Linked DNA regions of Homo sapiens: region 1 is linked to region 2. A link is a loop called in an ENCODE intact Hi-C map of the cell type or tissue named here. Cell type or tissue: MCF 10A. All regions are shown on one strand. Links, peaks and the distances in the headings refer to the core of each region. The heading gives the core; the rest is flanking DNA.

What was found. Peaks named below come from ENCODE experiments on the same cell type or tissue, not always from the same donor. Only the 100,000 strongest peaks of a DNase experiment are listed, where the experiment ranks them.
Region 1: a loop joins it to region 2, with 2.2 times the contacts of the local background. A loop is called at or near these places in 1 of 110 quality-filtered maps.

What each region holds. Positions count from the first base shown.
Region 1 is chr5:179,270,217-179,281,940 of GRCh38, forward strand. It overlaps ADAMTS2 (ADAM metallopeptidase with thrombospondin type 1 motif 2), which reads right to left. Exons shown (of 22, transcript NM_014244.5): 3 at 2,695-2,848. Among named protein-coding and RNA genes, the nearest start is that of ADAMTS2, 69 kb to the right of the region's middle. In MCF 10A, for the core only: no CTCF peak of the experiment used is centred there; a DNase peak (open chromatin) is centred at 5,915.
Region 2 is chr5:179,398,831-179,410,554 of GRCh38, forward strand. No RefSeq gene overlaps it. Among named protein-coding and RNA genes, the nearest start is that of ADAMTS2, 59 kb to the left of the region's middle. In MCF 10A, for the core only: a CTCF peak has its summit at 5,683 (motif pointing left); no DNase peak of the experiment used is centred there.

The DNA of each region.
Region 1 (11,724 bases), core at 3,274-8,273, 130 kb before region 2:
CCCTGAGCAGCCCGTGGGCTTCTCGGGGAAAACAGGACATCCTGAAAAGGAGGCACCCCTGACGCTGCAGGGATATCCTGCCACCCAGACAGATGCCCATCCCCCACTGGGACACCCAGGGCAGGTGTGTCACCTTCCCCGGCAGAACATAAATAGCAGGGTGCTTCACACCCACTTCCAGACGTTGCTTTTGGGGAGGCAGGAAGAAACTGCCAGCCAGCACCTCCTGCCAGCTTCTGCCAGGGCCACACTGATATATCAGGGTTCCCTCAGAATTCACTGGAAGAAAGGGTCCCCTATACACACACACACATACACACACACCCGCACCCAGGTCCTGGAGTTGTGTGCCAGGCAGGCTGTGCCCCTCACTATGCCTGGCCACAGGACACAGCTTTTATGTATCTCCCAGTTGCCACTCTGGGCCCTGAAAAGGCCCAGGCAGATGGAAAGCTGGACGCCTGAGGTCACCGTGGGCCCTCCACCCAGCTCCGGCACTCACTGGGCCTGGTGCCCTTCCAGTCAGTGTGTCGATCTCAGCCCAGGGCCACGTGGGAACGATTAGGTGCATGGCGTGGGAGCTAGCTCACTGAAGGCCCGAGCCCCTCATGCAGGGTCTGCTGACACCAGACAGGAACATCAAGCAAAGGGGACTTGGCCCCAGCCCCAAGTTCTGGGATCCAGACCTATAGCCCCAGGCCCACGCTCACATCCACAGCCTGGGCCCCAGGCCTGGAGCTAAGGCTGGACAGGCTCACCTCCTCCCCGACAGCCCATTACCAAACCCCCACCTTCCAGCCCAGCCTCACCCCTGACCTGGCAGCTGGCCTCACCCAGCGTCTTCTAAGGCCAATGGTTTCTGGGCTTATTCTGAGATTGAAATTCCTTTCCTGTGTTCTGAATTTCAAGTTCTCATTAAAGATATGTGGATTGGGGGTGGGGGTGGAGGGAGGATTCAGCAGAAGATGCCAAACACCAGCAGAAGCCCAGAAAATAAGGCAAGGCCGGCCAGGCTGTGGGGGAAGGGCTGCCATGTTCAGGAAGACAAGCACCATATGGAATCTGGGATCAGAGACATGGCCAAGGGCACGTGGCCAGCTCACCTCGCCTGAGCAGAGGCCCCCAGAACCACCCTGAATCTTCCAGGAGAGGCCAGCCAGAAGCACCAAGCCCACAGCACAAGTGACCAGCCCCTGAGCTCTCGGGGACACAGGGGTTGCTAATGCCACTGGGCTTGCCCGACAGCAGCTAGCTAGCAAGGAGCAAAGCTGGGGCCCTGCCCCCGGGTCTGGAGCACTCGCTCAGCCCCTTCCACGCTGGCCCTCCTAGATTACTCCTCCTTCCTTCCCTGCAAAATAGTCCAAGGGTGGGGATAAGTCGAGGCTGAGACCACAGCTGGAAAAGGCTGGGCAGGCAGTACCCAGTGGCCCGGCTGTCTGCAGCATAGCAGACGCTGATTTGTCACCAAGGAACAAGGGGCCACCGGTTGCACTGATTGGCTCCAGAGTACATTGGGCTTCCTGATGGAACAATTCCTTTGCAAAGGTATCTGATGCCGTTTCATGAAATTAGAAGTATGCCTGCCAGGCTGTACCCAATTTTTCTGTCAAGCTAGGAAGTCAGACAGACCTACAGTAAATGAGGCGGGGCTGCTATGGAGTGACGGGAGTACCTTAGTAAATCACAGCACGGGGGCTGGCCCAGCCCAGGCCCCTGGAGCACTCGCTGTGAACGTGCAGGTGTGCCCGATCCTGGGCCCCAGACTCCAGACTCTCCTCACCCAGGGGTCCTGACCAGAGGCTGAGGGCTGAGCTCGCAGCTTCCCACTCTCCCAGCAAGAGCCAAGCACAGGCCAGGAGTCCCTGACCACACGGGGGACCCTGAGAACTATGGGCCTGCAGAACCACATCAGACACCAACCCTGGCTTCACCACAATCCAGGACCAGAGACTGGGGGATGCTGGGAGGTGTGGGCTGGCACAGTGAGGCCAGATCTGAGGCGACAGTCATGGACTGTCACCATGGCCGCCTGGCAGCTCCTTTCACGTTTCTGGGCCCAGGGCACACGTGGGTTCTGAGTTGAAAAAGACAGACGCCCATGAGTCTGTGCAGAGACTGCTGAGGCTGCTGGGAGCACCTCCAGAGTCCTTGTAGGGCACATGCCTCCAGGGATCCAGAAAGAGCATGCAGGGCCTTTCTCCCTGAGCAGCCAGGTGAGGGTTGGGACCTACCACAGGCACCCTCCCAGGGACCATGGCAGCACAGAGCAGGAGAGGCGCTGTCTGGGGCTCTGGAGGCCTCTTCACAGGCACAGACTCAGAGACGCAGGCACTGGACTCAGGCCTGGCCGGGGGCCCCCGCCCCGCTCCACGACACTTGCTTGCCTTTAGGCAACAGAAGATGGGCCCTTGGACAGCCTTCATAGTCCACCATGGAGGCCCCAGACATGAAGGCAGAGGTGTCTGGGCTGCTTGTCACCCACATGCACCCAGAACAGAGGCCCCAGCCCCAGCAGCCCTGCTACGCCCTGCCGTCAGCCAGGCAGCTGGCCCATTTCTGAGCCACTGAGACCGGGGCTCAGCCTCAGCAGCCAAGCTGGTCTGTGGAGAGCTGCCTGAGTCTCTGGGATGCTCCCCTGGGGACCAGGGCCTCAGAGGGCTCTCCACACAGCCTGCCCACCTGCAGTAGCCTCACCTGTGTCCAGGGCCTGTGGCCCCCCGAGAGGAGGGGACGTGGGTGGCCGGCGATACACCACATGCACACGGCCTTGCTCAGCCTCCTGCGCCGCCAGCCCCTTCTCCAAGGGTTCGATGAAGAACTCCTCCTCCTCCATCCGGATCAGACCAGCCTGCGGGACAAAGACAACAGGATCAGATTTCCAGCACACAAAAGACCAAGGAAGGGGAACAGCGAGGAGACCCCCTCAGGGAGTACCTCCCACCTGAAGACCCTGCCCAGCACCCCAGCTGGTGCTCAGCTTGAACCCTGGGCTGGCCGGAGGGTATGAACATGTGGTCCCAGAGGCCGCCCCCCGCCGCCCACCCTGTCTAGGAAAGGGGCCTCTGTCTGGGTCATCTCCACCCCTATACACCAACCCTGTCTGCTTTCAGAAAAGTTACTGTGTTTATAAAGTCAAAACCGTCCAGAGAAGCAGGGAGACATTCAAGGGCAGCTGTGGGCCTGTGCGTGTCCCCAGGAGGGCATCCACCAAAGTGCATCAATATGGGCCAAGTGCTGCCCCCACTCCCAGGAGCCCAGAGTCCAAGACAAAGGTCAAAACAGCCAGCCGGGGATTGAATCTGCCCACACACATGTTCCATCTGGGCCAAACAATATTTTTAAAGCTCTGAAGCTAACACTCAGAATGATGAGATTTCATGTCTTGAACATGGAATCCCAGCTTTCCTTGGAAACGCAGGCCCTGACCACAGCGGGTCTTGGATGGAACACATGCCCCTGCAACTGGCTCCAGTCCCTACTGCCCCCCAACTGTCTCTCCTGCTCTCTGTGTCAGCCACCAGCCCAGACTCTACAGGCAGCTGAACTGCTGCCCCTGACCCCCTAGGCCAGCCAGCACCCTCCCTGACTACAAACTCCTCGCTGGGTCCTCATTTCCGTTGGGACTCAGGCTGCTCTATATGCTGGCATTCAGGCTCTTGGCCTGCCCCACCCTCCCAGACCGCGGCTTGCACCACCCCATGCTTCTCACTGGGCTGGGTGCACCCTGCCGAGCCACCCAGCCCCTGAACCCCATGCTGCCAACTCAGGAATCCCCATTCTCCCACCCCACCACCCCATCCCCAGCTCGGCCATCTGGTAAACCTGTGTTCCCCCTTCGAGGCCTGATTCAGACCCCCTCACCTCTCCTGCCCTCCCCTGCCATCCAGCCTGCCCTCCCCTGCCATACCCTGCCCTCCCCTGCCATACCCTGCCATCCAGCCTGCTGGCACCATCAGGTCCACCCATCCCATGACAACTCCAGCTCCTACACTTTTATCTTCTGGTCCATTATCCATAAACCAAGGTCTCACACTGGAAGTGCACACTGTGTCCAGCCTTCAGAGTGTTTCCTTCAGATCACAAGCTTATGACCCATGCAGGGGATTTTAAAAGCTTGAATTTGTTGCCAAACTTAAGAAACAGGAGAGTTCACATAAACGACCAGATTTCCAGACTCTCTTGAAAATCAGAAAAGCTGGCATTTCCAGCACCCATCGACACTCCAGCTTAGCTGGCGCTGGCCGGGGTCCCCTGTCCAGTTAGGAGTGTGCCCTCTGGTGGGCAGCCCCCGGCACCTGCCATCTGGATGTGCGGAAACCACACCCCCCCCAAAGTAACCTCATGATGGCCTCTGCCATATCATCATCTTGGTTGTGGGGGGGCACGGTGGCGCACGGGCTGCCCCTCCTTCTCCCTGACCCCAGGTGCTCGGTGAGCCCCATCCTGTTGCTGGCTGGGAGCCTCTGCAGACCGAGATGCAGTCAGTGCCCCCCAGGGCCTGCTGGGCGGCTGCCCCTAGCCTCAAGTGTAGCGAGGGAGGCTGGAGATGCCTCCCGGCGCACTCAGCCTGGGCCCTCGGGAAGCTGATGTGCCAGGCAGGGGCTGGTGGAGGTGCAGGGCCTGGAGGAACACAGAGCCCAGCATCAGGCCTGGCTCCAGAATGAAGGATGCCTCCGGCAGGAGGTGACATCTACCCAAACCCACCCAATCCCTTTGTGCTGGCCAGGCAAAGAGTCAGAGAGAGGACCAGTGCTCCATATGGGGGAAACCGCACATGCCATGGCCGGGGAGGTGGACGGAGCACAGCTGGTGGGAAGAGCTGACCAGGTGGGTGGACAGGAGCATCAAGGGCACGGTGCCCGGTGGCCCATCACTCAGGGGGCTGGTGAGGGAGATTGTAGGCAGCCCAGGGCTTCTGGGGGGAGCCTTGATCTGATTCCAGTTCAGAAGCATGGTGGCTGCGGCAGGGGGAATGGGCTGCGGAACAAAAATGGGTCTGGGGTCCTGGGGAGAAGGTGTTACAGGCACCTGGGAGAGGGGTAATGGTCCAGACGGGAGCATGAGAGACAAGGACGAGTGGCAGGTATGAAGGAGGTGAGGAGCGAAATGGACAGGACGTGGTAGGGTAGAGCCGGCTGAGATGGGAGGGAGGAGGAAGCACCTGGTGGGCTTCCAGGTCTGTGGCTGAAGAACCGGCCCCCAAAGTTACCCAGGCCCCCATCCCTGGCAGCTGTGAGGGTAGTGGACATGGTGGAAAGAGACTCTGCGGGTGTGATCAGGTCAGCTCTGGGGCTGGCTGGGCCCTGAATGCAGTCCTTGCCCACTTCCTTATGCCGGGGAGTGGAGGGGGATTAGGCAGATGCGCAGAGGACGAGGCCATGGGCAGACAGGGAGGATGCCAGATGCCAGCTTTGGAGATTGGAGCGATGTGGCCTCAAGCCAAGGAATGCTGGCAGCCCCCAGGAGCTGGCAGAGGCCAGAAAGTGTCCTCCCCCAGAGTCTCCAGAGGGAGCGCAGCCCTGCCGATGCCTGGATTTGGGTCAGGTTATACCGACTTCGGACGTCCGGCCTCAGAACTGTGAGAGAACGAATTCCTGCTGTTTTAAGTGGTTCCTTACAGCAGCCGCAGAAAAGTAATTCAGGGTCCTGGTGGGTGGCCGGCAAAGTGGGTGCCATTCTCCGAGGGGCATGAGAAGAAGGGCAAGGGGCGCAGGACCCTCTGGGCTCAGGCATCCTGGGCTTCTGGGGAAGAGGCCTAGGAGGCAGTGGTAACCAGAGTTACCAGGGCAAGACCGAGGTCGGAGAAGGAGGTCAGCAGGGCTGTGGGAGGAGAGCGGAAGAGGGGGTGGGAACCCTGCAGGCCCCACGCTTCTGACTCATCCCTGGGTCTCAGGGCTCAACCAGGCCTGGCGAAGACTCAGCAGATGCCTGTGGAATGAGCGAACCGATGACCCCAAAGCTGCAGGCCACGTCCCCCAAGGGAGGCACCGAGCAGGCAGGCGGGAAGAACACAGCCAGGCCTGTCCACTGGCACAGGGGCAGTGTGTTTACCAGTGCAGGAGTTGGGAGGGTCCAGCACTGATGGTCCCGGTGCGTGGTGTGGAGAAGGCTGGTGCCTCAAATCCATCTTATGACTGAAACTCATTGGATGAAGTGCAGGAATTAACCCTGGGGGGCGGCAGCGGGCAAGCTGTCCTGGAGCGTGAAGTTCTGACTTCCTGGCACCCTTTCTATCTGGCCAGGTGACCTCAGGCAAGGTGTCAAGCTCCCCAAGCGTCCAGTGACTCGTCTGTACATGAGGCAGGTCATTTCCCGTGCACACTCACACAGGAGCACATGCAGCCTGGGAGACACTGAGAACCAGGCCACGCCTCCACCCAAGTGATTTCATCCAGCCAGCTTGCTTTCCAAATGAGGAAACCGAGGCCTAGATGGGCAGACAGGCTGCTGGGGACACACAGGTTCTAGGGATCAGAACTCACACCTACACGGAAAGGGCATCTCCCAGACAGGTCCCTGGGCCAGACTGGGCCGATTGAGCCAATTAGGGCAGGACACTGGGGCATGAGGACCCCTTATGGCAGCTCCATCTTCTGGGGGAACTTGCAGCCCAGGTCGGGAGCCATCGATGCCACAGGCCTGAGGCCCTGGGGTTATTCTGGAGGGACCTAGTGTGACAATGAGGCCAGGCTCAGCCTGGGGAAGGGCAGTACTCTCTGGCCGGAGTAACCCGGGGGACAGTTTGGGGTCTCCCTGACCAGCAGGGGTCAGGCTCCCCTCCCTGGCTGCCTCCCTGAGGACAATCACTGGGCTGAGCCAACAGCACTAGCTCCATCTGATGCTGCCCTGGGCCTTGCCTCCTGGAAGGGCACCCCTGCAGGCGACTCCTCGGAGGGCACAGGAGCACACTGGGGTCCATCTGAAGCAGGGCCTGGGCTCAGGCTTCCTCACACAGCCAGAAGCCTCCAAGCGGTGGCATTCTCCAACACAGACGTTCAACATGCTCCTCACAGCCCCGCCCGTCTCTGTTGACCACCGTGCGATGCGCACAACGCATGCTGGACGATGAACATGGTGGCACCTGCCCCGAGACCAAAGGCTGACACCCCGAGACCAAAGGCTGACCCCCCTGAGACCAAAGGCTGACACCCCCCGAGACCAAAGGCTGACCCCCCCCCCGAGACCAAAGGCTGACCCCCCGCGAGACCAAAGGCTGACCGCCCCCGAGACCAAAGGCTGACCCCCCCCCCCGAGACCAAAGGCTGACCCCCCACCCGAGACCAAAGGCTGACACCCCCCAGAGACCAAAGGCTGACCCCCCCGAGACCAAAGGCTGACCCCCCCGCGAAACCAAAGGCTGACCCCCCACCCGAGACCAAAGGCTGACACCCCCCAGAGACCAAAGGCTGACCCCCCCGAGACCAAAGGCTGACACCCCCCAGAGACCAAAGGCTGACACCCCCGAGACCAAAGGCTGACCCCCCCGCGAGACCAAAGGCTGAACCCCCCCGAGACCAAAGGCTGACACCCCCCGAGACCAAAGGCTGACCGCCCCCGAGACCAAAGGCTGACCCCCCCGCGAGACCAAAGGCTGACCCCCCCCGAGACCAAAGGCTGAACCCCCCGTGAGACCAAAGGCTGACCCCCCCTGAGACCAAAGGCTGACCCCCCTGCGAGACCAAAGGCTGACCCCCCCCCGAGACCAAAGGCTGACCCCCCCCGAGACCAACGGCTGACCCCCTCCAAGACCAAAGGCTGACCCCCCCCCGAGACCAAAGGCTGACCCCCCCCCCGAGACCAAAGGCTGACCCCCCACCCGAGACCAAAGGCTGACACCCCCCCGAGACCAAAGGCTGACCCCCCCGAGACCAAAGGCTGACCACCCCCGAGACAAAAGGCTGACCACCCCCGAGACCAAAGGCTGACCCCCCGCGAGACCAAAGGCTGACCCCCCCGAGACCAAAGGCTGACCCCCCCAAGACCATCAGCTGACGTCCTGCCAAGACCGCTGGCCAGAATAATGCTCGGGGCGGGGGGCACTTCACGGAAGAAGTGGAGATCATTTTATTCCCTGATTTTCAAACACTTCAGTATATGCATCCCAGGAATGATCTGTCTAAAACACACAGAAGAAAATTGACAGGAGAGCAAAGCACAAAATGTGAGCTATGTTTTGCTGCATTTTTTTCCGGGACTTTGATTTTCCTGCTGCCAGTGTCAAGTGTATCTGTTTTTACATGTAATTTTTATTAATTAGAATCAGTTTCCTCTCCCCACTCAATAAATATTAAAGAAACTCCAGAAGCACACTAGGCTGAAAAGCACTCAGTTGGGAGCCTGCTGGTGGCCTGTCTGTCCAACCCCACAGCTGTCCAGCCTGGGGTCTTACAGAAAGGTTGGTACCCCGACCTGGCTCTAAGTGTGAGTCCCACTCTGCTCTTGAAGTCTGTGGATGTCTGGCAAACCCAGCCAGGTTCTCCCCTGGGGGACAGAGAGAGGATCATGGGGAGGGCTCTGTCCCTGACCTTCAGGTGCCACCGCAGGGGCCCAGAGCCTGGTAGTACCCGGGTCATCAAGTCAAGTTGCCGGCATTCAGATCCTGGTGAGTTACACAACGCCTGCCCTGCCTCTTCCTTCTATAGAACCTGCTCCTTTGCAGTTGGATTGATGGTAAAGTAGTTACTAGAAATGGCAACTAGATGTTAAAAATTTATAAAGATCCAAAGGCTTAACAGCTCTCCTCTATTACTCTGAATTTTTAAGTATTCAACCACAGACAGCCTGGAAGTTAGGGGTTCACAGGAAACACAAGCATGCATCCTGTTTCCTTCTGCAGAGCACCCAGGCTGGCTGGTTCCCACTGCCCCTTCCCATGGAAGCCACAGCTGCAGCCATCAGCAGCCTCCCACCTGTGTATGACTGGGACCTGGTCTGTCACTCAACCTTGTCAACCTCCAGCATAAACACTGTCAGGTGTGTGCCAAGGTTGCAGTGGCAACAATCAAGCATAGAAGGCACAAAGCATAGGAAGCACACAGGTCCATGCACAGAGGGACCCAGACTTTGCCAAGGGACAAGGCTGCAAGTCCCTGTTGCCCTCAAACTCACCTCCCTCCGAAATACACACACAGCACGCACCTTGCCAAGAGTCCCCCAGATGCTGGCATCTGCTAAGATTCCCATTCCTGAAAGTATTCTAACTCCAAGATTCTTTCTCCCCATCTTCCTTTTGGTAATGAACCTGGGAGATCTGCTGGACAACGGGGCAATGGCCAGGCAGCCTCCCCTGCTGTGACAGCTGCCTGGTGGAATGACGGTCTCACAGGGAGAGCTGCACAGTGCCTGCAGTTCCCAGGGCGCCTCCTCTCAGAGCCTGCTCGGGCACTCTCTTGCCTCTCCCAGCTCCCCAGGGAGGTCTCTAACAACCTTGGGAGCTTTCAGGGAAGGGGGCTGGACCCCTCACTACTGAACAGTCCCAGGAGTGGGAAGTGTCATTGAGTGGGATTTGAGCCACTCCGTCCTCACCACTGGACAGTCCCAGGAGTGGGAAGTATCGAGTGGGATTTGAGCCACTCGGTCCTCACCACTGGGGGCTCCTTTACAGTTCAGCATCCCAGAGGATTTCACACACTGACTTTTCCACTTTTCCAAAAGGGACGCCAGCGGGCAGGAGCTGTCCATGGGGTTAGGAAACAGCTGTCCTCACCCGCATCTCCACCAGCTCCTCCTCTGTCTCATGGGATCCTCGCCAGGTGCCAGCCACTCCCGTCCTTCCTCTTGGAGAGCGACCCCTTGTCTAGGGCTCTGTCTTGGAGCTATGGCTGGAGCTGGGCCTTCCAGGGTTCTGCTGAGCACAGTGACCACAACAGAGTTGCCTCTGAGCTCCACAGAACCTGATGACTTTGCTTGGCCACTCTAACCTTCCCTGGACCTGGTTTCAGGCCCTACAGACCTTTACTCCAGAAAGTCTCTTTTTTGGCCTAAGCTGGCCGGAGCCAATTTCCAACAGGACCAAGGAGCCCCGACAGTCACATGCCCAGCGAGGCTCTAAGGAAAGCTAGACTCCACTTTGAAGGGCAGGGTGGGGGGCGAGGCAGGCAGGGAGAGTAAGCACTGGACGCTGAGCCAGGGGCCCTGGTTTCCAATGCGGTCATGGCCAGTCCTGCCCCCTTGCAGGCCCCCAGTTCCCTCATCTGCAAACTGAGGAGCTGGACTACGTAACCTATGAATTACTGCTTATCCTGTTTATTCATCACCCCAAAAAGAAACCCCGCACACGTTGGCAGGTACCGATCATCCTTCTAAAACTCTACTAGGACCAAGGAGAAAGAACCAAACCAAAAACCAGAAACCCACTCCTGTAAAATAAAGGCCAAGGCCGTCCCATGGCACGCAAGGCCTTCCATGGGGTCCCAGCAGCCGTCTGTCCCTGGGCGCACCCCCAGTGTCTTCCTCTCTCTCCGGGCTTCTATTTGCACCTCAAAGCCTACACCGCTGCCCTTCTCTCTTGTTATAGAGGTCAGTAAGTAGCAGAGAGCTGGTAAAGATCTGTCAGCACCAAACTGAGACTCCCCTCGACTCAACCAGAGAGTTTAAAATGCAACTGAAAAGGGAATCATTTTTCATTATAAAGTTCAATGCTTTTTTTCTTCTTTTTTTGAGACAGAGTCTCGCTCTGTCACCCAGGCTGGAGTGCAGTGGCGCAACCTCAGCTCACTGCAAACTCTGCCTCCCATTTTTAAGCGATTCTCCTGCCTCAGCCTCCCAAGTAACTGGGATTACTGGTACACACCACCACATCCAGCTAATTTTTGTATTTCTAGTAGAGATGGGGTTTCACCATGTTGGCCAGGCTGGTCTCAAACTCCTGACCTCAGGTGATCCACCTGCCTCGGCCTCACAAAGTGCTGGGATTACAGGCATAAGCCATGGCGCCCGGCCAGTTCAATGCTTTTTAATATATAACAGCTTTATGGTGCTGTGATTACCATACCATACATCTCAGCCATCTAAACTATATGCTGAAAGTGAACAATTCAACCATAACCACTATTGATTTTAGAACATTTTCATCACCCCAAAAAGAAACCCCGTACACATTGGCAGTCACTCCCCATGTTTTCCCCAACCTCTCCTCCCCAACCCAGCCCTGGGCAACCACTAATCTACATTCTGTCTCTATGAATTGGCCTATTCTGGACATTTCATATACGTGGAATCACATGCTATGTGGCCTTTTGTGACTGGCTTCCTTCACTTAGTATGTTTTCAAGGTTCATCCATGGTGTAGCATATAGCAGTATTTCATTCCTCTTTTATTGTCAAATAATACCCCATCACATGTATATACCACATTTTATTTATCCATTTGCCGGTTGATGGACATGTGGGTTGTTGGTTTTTGGCTCCTATGCATAATGCTGCTATGAACATCTGTGGACAAGTTTTTGTGTGGACATGTGTTTTCATTCCTCTCAAAGTGGAATTACTGGGTCATACAGTAACTGTGCCAGACTGTCCTCTACAGGGGCTGGACCATTCTCAGTGCCCCCAGCAGTGTGTGAGGGTTCAATTTCCCCTCATCCCCACCAATACTCATTATTCTTAGGCTCTTTGACTCTAGCTATCCAGCAGGTGTGAAGTGGTGTCCCATCATGCTTCGGCTTGCATTTCCCTGACAACTAATGATGCTAAGCATCTTTTCATGAGCTTATAGGTCATTTA
Region 2 (11,724 bases), core at 3,705-8,704:
GGGGTGCAGGGATAAAGAAAAAAAGAAAGAGAAAGACAGAGAGAGGGAATGACAGAAGGAAGGAAGAAGGGAAGGGAAGGGAATGGAGGGAGACACCAATTACCATCTGCTCCAACTCCTTATTTGGTCCAAATGAAGGTGACTGGTGTGGCCTGCCACAGATGCAATAGGGTGACCCCCCCTCAGCCTCAGGCTTGGTACCTCAGGCTCCCAGGCTTGTGAGTCAAGCATCATCTGAACAAACAAGGCATGCTCCATGCAGCTCCATCTTATGCTGCTGTAGTGACAGAAATGGGGCCTGATATGGTTTGGCTGTGTCCCCACCCAAATCTCATCTTGAATTATAGTTCCCATAATCCCCACGTGTTGTGGGAGGGACATGGTCACAGGTAATTGAATCATGGGGGTGGTTTTCCCTGTGCCGTTCTCATGATAGTGAGTGAGTTCTCATGATATCTGATGATTTTATAAGCATCTGATATTTCCCCTGCTGGCACTTCTCTCTCCTGCCACCATGTAAAGAAGGACCTGTTTGCCTCCCTTTATACCATGATTGTAAGTTTCCAGAGGCCTCCCCAGCCATGCAGAACTGTGAGTCAATTAAACCTCTTTCCTTTATAAATTACCCAGTCTTGGGCAGTTCTTTATAGCAGCGTGAGAACAAACTAATACAGTAAATTGGTACTGGGAGTGGGGTGCAGCTGAAAAGATACCCGAAAATGTGGCATTGACTTTGGAACTGGGTAACAGGCAGAGGTTGGAACAGTTTGGAGGGCTCAGAAGAAGACAGAAAGATATGGGAAAGTGTGGAACTTCCTAGAGACTTGTTGAGTGGCTTTGACCAAAATGCTGATAGTGGTATAGAAAATGAAGTCCAGGCTGAAGTGGTCTCAGGTGGAGATTAGAAATTTGTTGGGAACTGGAATAAAGGTAACTCTTACTATGCTTTTAGCAAAGAGAATCGTGGTGTTTTGCCCCTGCCCTAGAGATCTGTGGAACTTTGAACTTGAGAGAGATGATTTAGAGTATCTGGCGGAAGAAATTTCTAAGCAGCAAAGCATTCAAGAGGTGATCTGGGTTCTCTTAAAAGTGTTCAGTTTTACACATTCACAAAGAGATGGTTTGGAATTGGAACTTATGTTTAAAAGGGAAGCAGAGCATAAAAGTTTGGAAAATTTGCAGTCTGACAATGTGATAGAAAAGAAAAACCCATTTTCTGAGGAGAAATTCAAGCCAGTGGCAGAAATTTGCATAAGTAATGAGGAGTCAAATGTTAATCGCCAAGACACTGGGGAAAATGTCTCCAGGGCACGTCAGAGGACTTCACGGCAGACCTTTCCATCACAGGCCAGGAGGCCTAGGAGGAAAAAATGGTTTTGTGGGTTGTGCCCAAGGGCTTACTGCTTTGTGCAGTCTCAGGACCTGGTACCCTGTGTCCCAGCTGTGGTTAATGGGGCCAACATGTGAAGCTCAGGCCATTGCTTCAGAGGGTGAAAGCCCCAAATCTTGGTGGCTTACTTATAGGATTGGGCTTCTGGGTGCACAGAAGTCAAGAATTTAGGTTTGGGAACCTCCACCTAGATTTCAGAGGATGTATGGAAATGCCTGGATGTCAATGCAGAAGTTTGTTGCCAGGGTGGAGCCCTTGTGAAGAACCTCTCCTAAGGTAGTGTGGAAGGGAAATGTGGGGTCAGAGCCCCCACACAGAGTCCCCACTGGGGCACTGCCTAGTTGAGCTGTGAGAAGAGAATCATTGTCCTCCAGATCCCAGAATGGTAGATCCACCAACAGCTTGCACTGTGCACCTGGAAAAGCCACAGACACTCAACACTGGCTTGTGAAAGCAGCCAGGAGAGGGGCTATACGCTGCAAAACCACAGGGGTGGAGCTGCCCAAGGCCATGGGAACTTAACGTCTTGCAACATTGTGACCTGGATGTGAGACATGGAGTCAAAGGAAATTATTTTGGAGCTTTAAGATTTAGTTACTGCCTTGTTGGATTTTGGACATGCATAGGGCCCTTTGTTTTACCCAGTTTCTCCCATTTGGGATGGGTGTATTTACCCAATGCCTGTACCTGCATTGTGTCTAGGAAGAAACTAACTTGCTTTTGATTTTACAGGCTAATAGGTGGAAGGCACTTGCCTTGTCTCAGATGAAACTTTGGACTTGGACTTTTGGGTTAATGCTGGAATAAGTTAAGACTTTGAGGGACTGTTGGGAAGGCATGGTTGTGTTTTAAAATGTGAGGACATGAGATTTGGGAGGGTCCATGGGCAGAATGATATGTTTGGCTGCATCCCTACTCACATTTCATCTTGAATTGTAGTTCCCATAATACCCACATGTTGTGGGAGGGACATGGAGTGGGGTAATTGAATCATGGGGGCAGCTTTCCCCATGCTGTTCTCATGATAGTGAATGAGTTCTCATGAAATCTGATGGTTTTATAAGCATCTGGCATTTCTCCTGCTGGCACTTCTCTCTCCTGCCACCATGTGAAGAAGGACATGTTTACTTGTCCTTCCAACATGAATGTAAGTTTCCTGAGGGCTCCCCAGACATGCAGAACTGTGAGTCAATTAAACCTCTTTCTTTTATAAATTACTCAGTCTCAGCCTGTTCTTTATAGCAGCATGAGAACGGACTAATACAGGTAATGTTCACCCCATCTAACCCCTCTTCCTGGATACCCAGGAGGGCAACATTCCCAGCCTCCTTAAAGTTGTGTGGGGACCATGTGACTAAATCCTGGCCAATAAGATGTTGTGAAAAGAATGTACACCACCTCTAGAATAGGCCATAAAAACAAACTTCCATGCACTTCCCAGCTCTCTTCCTCTTCCACTACCACTTTGGAAGCCGGGTGGCTGGATATCCAGGTGGTGGAGCCTCAGCATGGAACAGGCCCAGATTCCACAGTCACTGCTTGGCAAAAGCTGTGAGGAGACGAGACACCCAACCTACTTCTGGATTTCTGTGAGCAAGAAATAAATATTTGTTGTGTCTAAACTCTGAGAATCGGAGGTTGTTACCCTAGCTAATCCCTGACACGGGCATGTCACACAGACTTTTGGGTGTGTATCCACTTCTATTACTGTGAAAAACACCAAAAGAAAAAAGCAAAGTTTATTGGCTCTTATGTTTTTTACTACCATCATAAAAAACTCAACAGTAAAAAAACAAACAACTCAGTTACAAAATGGGCAAAGACATGAGCAGATATTTCACCAAGGAGAAGACGGAGATAGCCAAAAAGCATGCAGAGGCTGGGCGCAGTGGCTCAAGCCTGTAATCCCAGCACTTTGGGAGGCCGAGGCAGGCGGATCACGAGGTCAGGAGATCAAGACCATCCTGGCTAACACGGTGAAACCCCATCTCTACTAAAAATACAAAAAATTAGCTGGGTGTGGTGGTGGGCGCCTGTAGTCCTAGCTACTCAGGAGGCTGAGGCAGGAGAATGGCGTGAACCCGGGAGGCGGAGCTTGCAGATGGCACCACTGCACTCCAGCCTGGGTGACAGAGCGAAACTCTGTCTCAAAAAAAAAAAAAACAAAAGCACGCAGAAACATGTTCCTCATCATTGACCATTAGGGAAATGCAAATGAAAAGCAGAAGGAAATATCACTACACACCTATGAAAACAACTATGGTTAAAAAAAAATGCTAACAAGAATCCACAGAAAGTGGTTCTCTTATCCATTGCTAGTGAGAATGTAAAATTGTCAGTGTCTCACAAAGCTAAGCACGCATCATAATACCCAGCCCTCACACTCTTGGGCATTTATTCAGAGAAATGAAAACTGATGTTTGTGCAAAAACCTATACGTGACTATCGATAGAATTTTTATTCACCATATTTGCAGAAACTCTGGTACGTGCATATAATGGAACACTACTCAGCAGTAAAAAGGAACAAACTATTGTTACATGGATCTCAAGAGAACAAACACTGAGTGAAAAGTCAACCTTGAAAGATGATGCAGTGTGTGATTCCATTTGTACAACATTCTCATAATGACAAAATGATAGAGATGGAGAACAGATTAGTAGTTGCTAGAAGACAGGGACAGGGAGGGGGAGGTTGCAAATACCAAATACGAAGAGGTAGTGCAAGGGTGTGCATTTGTGATGATGAACAGTTCTGTGTCTTGACTGTGGTGGTGGTTATCAAAATTTATACACGGGATGAAATTGCATAGAAACGGAGAGAGAGAGAGGAATGATTACCATCTCAACAATAATGAGAACTGAATAAGGTCTAGAGTCTAGTAGCATTGTAATATCAATGTCAATTCCCTGGTTTTGATCTTGTGCTGTGGTTATATAAGATGTCAGCATTAAGATTAGCTGAGGGAAGCTTACAAGGGACTCTGTACAATTTTTGCAACTTCCTACAAGTGTACAATTATTTCAAAATAAAATGTTTTTTTTTTCCCACAGGGTAGGACATGAGCAATGATAATTCCAACCAGAGACCATCTACTAAGTGGACCTGTGGCCAAAACACCAGGTGTTCTCACTGTGATTCCTACCTACTCTGGTGAAGTAGTATTTCTCCTCCAGTTTTAATAATGAGGACAAGTTGTTATTTTTCTTCCCAGCAAGCCAAAAATAGCAGCAACAATCCCCACCATCCAGGGGTATGACATACACCCTGAGAAGCAAAGCTCCTGCACCAAGGCCTGCTGGAAGGTAAAAGCAGCCACGTCCGTCCACGGCATGAGTGTAAGCTGAGCCCCTACTAGGTGCCAGGGACTGTGCTTGATGTTGAGTGGAGAACAGGCTGAAGAAGACTTGGGGAGACAGTGAGGGAACTCAGAGTCCAGATGGGAGAGAATGATGACTTGGCCAGGAGGTTGTAGTGGGGAGGAAGAGAAAGCATGGATTTGAGACTCCTCTGGAGGTCAAATAAATAGGACTTGGGGATTGTTTGGGTGTGGACAGTGAAGGAGAGGTACCTAGGGTGACTTCCTGACCTACCTCTCAGCTTCTGTGACAAGAGCCAGTGCCTCCAAATCAGCATTTCATTGCTTGGGCATCAAGAAGTCCCAAACTCTTTGCACAGGTTTCCTGTTCCAGTGGCCGGCCCTCAGAATCTCCCTCCCCTGGGCCTGTTGGAGATTGTGGGACTGATAATGGGAGCTAGAAGGGGGTAGCCCCTGGAAAGCTCCATCCCACGGTGGGTCTGCTTTGGGCCATGCCTGTGCAAAGCCCTCCACCAGCTCCAGGGGTGGCTGGTGCAGATCTTGTTCCCAGTCCTGAGATGGAGCGAGGGGAGGATATGCTCCCATGGGGAAGACTGGAGGAGGAGCAGATGGATGGGGGAGAGTGAGTTCAAGCTTTAGAGTAGCTGGAATGGTAAGTGGCCTGTCCAAGCTCAAGGATGGAGTTCCTAAGTTGGGAATCATCAGCCCACACAGCTTTGCCTGGAGATGGTTTAAAGTGAGCAGGAACAAGAGCTGAGGACAGGGGCTGAGTTTAATGATTGTATAAAGGAGGGAGAGACAGAGAAGGGGCAGTCAACCAGGTAGAAAGAAAAGCAACAGAGTGCTGGAGCAGGGGCGCAGAGAGAATGACAGATCCAGAAAGAGAAGCTCTGGGATCTGTGAGCTGAGAGATGACAGCACAGACATATCCACTGAGCTGGAGCCCTGCTGGCCTCTGCTGGTCACGCCACACACAGCGGGGAGCACAGGGCCTTCAGGCCACTTGTTCCGTGGACACCTGGTCTTGCTGGCCTAGGTCAAGGGCACACACCACTGCCCTGGAGGGCCAGCAGAGGAAACTGGCTGCCTTCCTGCATGAATTGGGGCTCTCTCCTTGCCTGCCTTGGTGCCCCCAGTGGTGAGTCTTTGGTGAGGAGACCAGGTGCCCTGGAGTGTTATGTGTTTCTGCTCAAGGGTCCCTTTCTGTAGGTCTACTGGTGTCTGTAGCCCCTTGACTTCCTTCTGAGAATGATCAGGGCTGGGACGCTGCCTGGAAGTTTTGGGCAAAAGACTCTGTCCCCCAACCCACTGGGGTGAATGAGCCAGCAGGAGCCTGGAGCTCCTGAGGTCTTGTGTGGGGAGCAGGGTGAGAAGGACCGAAGGACAAGACCCTGCTGACACTGTGGGAGCCCCTGGCCTGGCTGCACTAGGCCCTCCTGTCACTGGCTCATCTCCCCCACTTGAGCCACTGGGGTAGGTGCCTGAGAATAAACTGACAGGGGCCTCCCATCCCTCCATCTGGGCCTCTCTCCCTGCTGGACCTGCCTCCTTGACCTGGGAACAGGCCAGAGTCCTAGACAGGCTCTGTCTGGACTCCTGGCAGCCACTGTCTGTGCCCACACCCACGTTCCACATGTTCTGAGGACCTAGCAGACTCCAGCCTGGCCCCACCCAGCCCACCTCACCTTCCCCAACCAAAAGCTGGGGAGACCTAGGTCAGTGACAGCTCCTCTGTGGGGGATTTATCCCCTACACTCTGTTTAGATTCTCAAAACATAAGATCCAGTTTGTTAGCCCCTTCCCATGAAACACCTGGGCCTGCACACTCCAAAATTAGACAGAAGAAGCTCCTCTGGGAATTCGAAGACACCTTCTCTGCTAATTCTCCCATTCCCGAGTGGTTTTCACAGCTCACTAGAACCGCCAGGACCAGCTCGGCCTCCCTAATGAGCCAGCGCTTCCCTAGCTGGGAAGTGCTCTGGCCCTAGTGAGTTTTTCTCGGCCATAAATGCACATGCTGTGGGTCAAGGATGGAGAACTGGCATTTATGGTGGATCCCGGTTTTAATAAGGTCAGGCAGGGACTCTTTCAGGTAAGCCCAGAGAATGCCACCTGTGGCAGGGCAGGGACAGGGGCATGATTTGCGTGGCTCAGGACAGTGACATGACCATGAGGAGGTACATCCGGCCTCTCCCACGTGGGTAGCATCCTCTCTGACCCGCTTCCTCAGCCCTGGCTCCCAGCCTCGCCCCCACCCCCCAGGCTATCTGACCAGCCCTCACCAGCCCTGCCAGCTACAGCTGCAAGATGGGATGCAAAGGCTACGAGGTCCGAGGGTATCCCCAGGGAGTGATGGCAGCAGGCAGGATGGCGATTCCAGGAGATGCTGTTCCCCCTCCCCCGCGGGGCAGTGACAGTCCTGGGGAACCCACTTTTAGAACAACACACCAGGCTTGTTTGCAGAGGTGTCAAAACCTTCCAAAAGCCAGACCACAGGATGTGGACCTGCTGCTGCTGCTGGACCTGGGGAAGCTGGACAGGTCCCTCAGCACACCGCTGTAGGTGTCAGCAGAGCAGGCTGTTGGCAGGCGCTGTTCCTCCGGCCCCAGCAACAGGCCTGGGAGCAGCCCACCAGGAGGCCCCGGGGGAGCTTCAGTCTCCAGCTTCTTACTGGGCCCCTGTATGCTACCCTCAGCTGTTGCTGGTAAAGCTGGGGCCCTCAGGTCCATTTGTGCAGCGAGTCCTGGGCCCCGGAGGACACCGCTAATCAGCTTCTCTGCTGGCCAGGGGATACTCACGGGCCTCACTGCAGGGCCACTGCAGCTGATCTGGTGCCTGGCCTGCCAGTGGCCCCTCACATGTAGCTCCTCCCTGTTGGTAACCCCCCACTTAGCTCCTGCACCCTGCTCTTCTCCCACCGGCCCTCAGGCCAGCCCTCCACCTGTCCCCCGCCCTCCCAGGCTAGCTTGGAGCCCTGGTCTGGGAAGCAGTGTTCCCATGGGAAGAACCCGGAGCCAGGCCTCAGGACACCATGCACACGTCTGCTGCAGAGCAAACAGCTCTTGCCTCTCGGGCCCCTTGCCAGCTTTTGATTCATGCAACTTAGAAAATAAGACATATTTTTATGCTGTTTGCCACGTTTATGAAGGAGAAATGTGTTTCATTGACTGGCCCAGGACCTGCCCTCTCATCAGCCGGCAGAGGCACAGGCTCCTCCAGGTGCCTCTCACTCTTTCCTGGGCCTGGGTCAAAAGCGCTAAACCTGCTCCAACAGCCAAAGCAGCCAGGCCTCACTCTTCCAGATGAGAACTTCGGGTCAAGCGTTTTCTTCCCAGTCTCACTCCTCAGCCCTTCCCCCTACCATCTTGTTTCCATAATCCTGAGGCTCAGGCAATTAAAATAAAATATCCTTGTAGTCTCTAGATGTTTACTAAACCAGCTGGTAATGAGCTAGGCAGGATCATCTCTATTACATAAAGGAGAAGAACAAAGAATTAGGAATATGGAAGACATTCAAACGTCTTAATTAGTGCTTCCATTTGTAAAAGCTGCTCCATCACCGAGAGCTTCTCTCAGAGGCCCATCACGGGCAGGCCAGGGACCCTAAAGCCCCCGTGCAGACTGCAGCAGCACTGTCAAAGGCTAGCTTTGGTCTCGGCCAGGCCACCTGGCCACAGCTCCACACTCAGGGATCTGGGGACCTTGAAGCATCAGATGATGGCGGGGCCCCGGGCTGGGTCCAAGCTCTGCATGGACTCCTGGAAAGGGAGAGATGGGCAGTGTCTGCAAGCAGATGTAGCCAACAATGAGGCAGAGCCCTGGGCTCCAGATGGCTCCCACACTGGGGCAAGTCTTGGCTGTGCTCCTCGCCACACCACTGGCAGACACTGCGCCTGGCTGGGGAAATTCCTCCAGCTCCTGGCCTCTTTCTCACCCTCCCTGAAGGCTTCTGGATTCCCTCACAGCCTCTGCTGAAGCCTGAACACCAGAGAACCCAGAGGATGAGCATGCCACAGACTGCCCTTCACCTTGGGGCTGCAGCCTGGACCCCCAGGCTCGCCCAGGCAGCAGGGCTGGGCTTGTGGGTGGGAGGGCAGCATGACAGTGGGAGGTGATGGTACCGAGCAGAGCTCTAGGGTCAGAGAGTCAGGCTGAGCCTGTGCCTCGGCCCTGGTCCTGCCCCATGGGCTACCCATGGCTCCCCCTCCACGGTGATGTCATCCCAGACCACTTCATAATAAGCACAGCCCTGTGTCCTGAGCCCCGCCTGGGGCCAGGCCTGGGCTAAGCACTCCACCACATTCACTGTCTCGCCAAGGCCTCACCATAACCCCATGGGGCGGTTCTGTTATTAGCCCCACTTTACATCAAGGCAGAGAGAAGAGAACAGCCATCTCAACCAGCCAGCAGGAGCCTGGAGTTCAGAGAGCTCGGAGCTCCACTGCACACCACATACCCGGAGCTGCCGCCTTCGGCCAGTGTCCATCCCCAGCCTCCCAAGCTTGGCCCAAGCCCCCTGGCCTTTGTGGGGCTGAACCCACCACTGAGCACACCCAACATGCCCTCATCCCACAGTTCCCTGCCTCCCCCACCTGAGCCCAGCACCCCACAGAGGCCTGATGAGGGCACAGGCTCAGTAAACACGGGTGGAACTGCGCTGATTGAAGGTTGGAGACTGTCTTGAATTAAACCACGATGGATGACTCTTTTAAAGCAGGGGAATGAAAGAAGAAGAAAGTAAAGCTGACATGAGTAGCCTTAGGCTTTCAGCAGGCCCAATTTAACAGTTCGAGAAGTTGCCACTATTGAACAATAATTCTTTCCTGTGAAGCGCCCTGGTCTAATGCTGGACAGAGTCCTCTGAGCTGTGCTAAGCCAGTTCCCTGCCTTTACAGGTCTTACGTCTTAAACCTTTGAAAGTAAACGTCAAATATATTACACTCCTGGGGCACGACTCTCACTGGCCACATTTCTGGAATACCTGAGACTAAATAGCCAAACTTCAAATGGATTCAACCAACTTGTTGAGTATCTACAAGAAGAATTGGATAATGCCCTTGTCCTTGAGGAAGACATGGGATGAAACATTGACAGCTGGGATGGATTAGGGTAAAGGCTTTACTGAAAGGATGTAAGAATTGCCACATTCCTCCCACTTGGCCAGGGGGAAAGGTAATTCTATCGTGGCTGGGGTCAGGTGGGAGGGGAGGGATGCATGCAGGGATAGTGTTTTACAGAGGAAAGGCATTTGACTTGATCTTGAGGGAGAAATCGGAAGGTCAACCGGGGCAGGATATCGGATATTCCACGCAGAGGGAGCAGCTCACTCGAGCCGAGTGACGTGCGGCTGTCAGCACAGGGAGCTGCAACCGCCCGCCCCTCCGTCTGCGTGAGGGGCCCCTCGTGGCATCTTCCGAGTGCTATGGAACACCTTGCTCCCGCTCCACCCGCCCCGCCCTCCAGTGCCTTCGTATTTCTCTCATGTGCTTTTGTCTTTTTTCCTTTCCTTTTCTCCCTTACATATCCAACTGACACCTTGTCCACTTTGCTGCAATTACTAATTCATGGATTGATTAAATCATCTACTCCACAGATACTTACAGATGAGCTGCTGTGTGCAGTGTTCACGGAAGGCACTGTGGAATTGGGATCGGGCGCCTGCCCCGAAATCCCACACAAAGGGGACAGCAGGAGGAGGCCGCTCAGCTGTGGGAGTGGGACGGGGAAAGGGAGGTTTCAAGGCCAAGTGGAAGAAGTGGCGGTGGGGGAAGGTATTCCAGGTGGGCACACTGTCACCCACTCATTCACACCATCCACACTGCCCAGACACACACACACACACACACACACACACACACACACACACACACGCTGGCTGCTTCTCTGCTCTGCACCTCAGAGACCATCTATACAAACCTGATGGAAGTGTGTTTAGTATATTTCATTAAAAGATGCTTGGCCGGCCGGGCGTGGTGGCTCATGCCTGTAATCCCAGCACTTTGGGAGGCCGAGGCGGGCAGATCACGAGGTCAGGAGATCGAGACCATCCTGGCTAACATGGTGAAACCCCGTCTCTACTAAAAATACAAAAAATTAGCCGGGCGTGGTGGCGGGTGCCTGTAGTCCCAGCTATTCGGGAGGCTGAGGCAGGAGAATGGCATGAACCCAGGAGGCGGAGCTTGCAGTGAGCCGAGATCGCGCCATTGCACTCCAGCCTGGGCGACAGAGCGAGACTCCATCTCAAAAAAAAGAAAAAAAAAGATGCTTGGTCAACACTGCTTCCTTTCTTGGCCCTGCTGCCTAAGGTGGCCACGGCTCTGCTGTCTCCAGCCCCTGATGGTAACTCCCCGACCCCCTGCCTGCGGGTTGCCTCCTCCTGCCTGCAGCACTGTGAGTCATGCCTCACTCAACGCCCTCCATCTGCGCCATCTGAGTGGCCCTGTGTGTCCCGGTGGGAGGCTGACTCCTCCACATTGGCCCTCGGTGGAGGCCAGGAGGGTCTGAGGTCCTGGAAAGTCACAGAGATGGTGGAGGCAGGGTTCCAAGGTATGGTTTCCTACCTTGCTGATTCTCCCTGGGTTCTGGCTGGCCAGGCCTGGGTGGATGTCCCCTTCCAGTCCTCTTCCCAGCTTCCTGGGCCCTAATGTGGGCTGAGTGCTGGGCATCAGACCTTCTTTCTCCAACAGCCCAAGGATTAGAACATATAGCGTGGGCACCAGAGAGCAAACGGGAGGCCAGGCCCATGTTGGTGCAAAGAAAGGCTCACAGACCTGCGTCAGGCGGGCATGGGGCCCATCCCCCCACTTCCCTGTTCCCACGCCCAGAGGAGGGGCCTGGCTCATGCCTGCTCAGGGTCGGAGGGCCAGGCTGAGCCAGGGCTGCCTTTCTCTCGGCTCCGTCCCAGGTGAGGGTGCCTTCCCTGTGAGCTGATTGGAGCCAGGGAGGACCAGAGGATGGGGACACAGTCACAGCGAGGCCCTGGCTGACGCTGTTTGTTCCAGGTCGCCTTTACGGG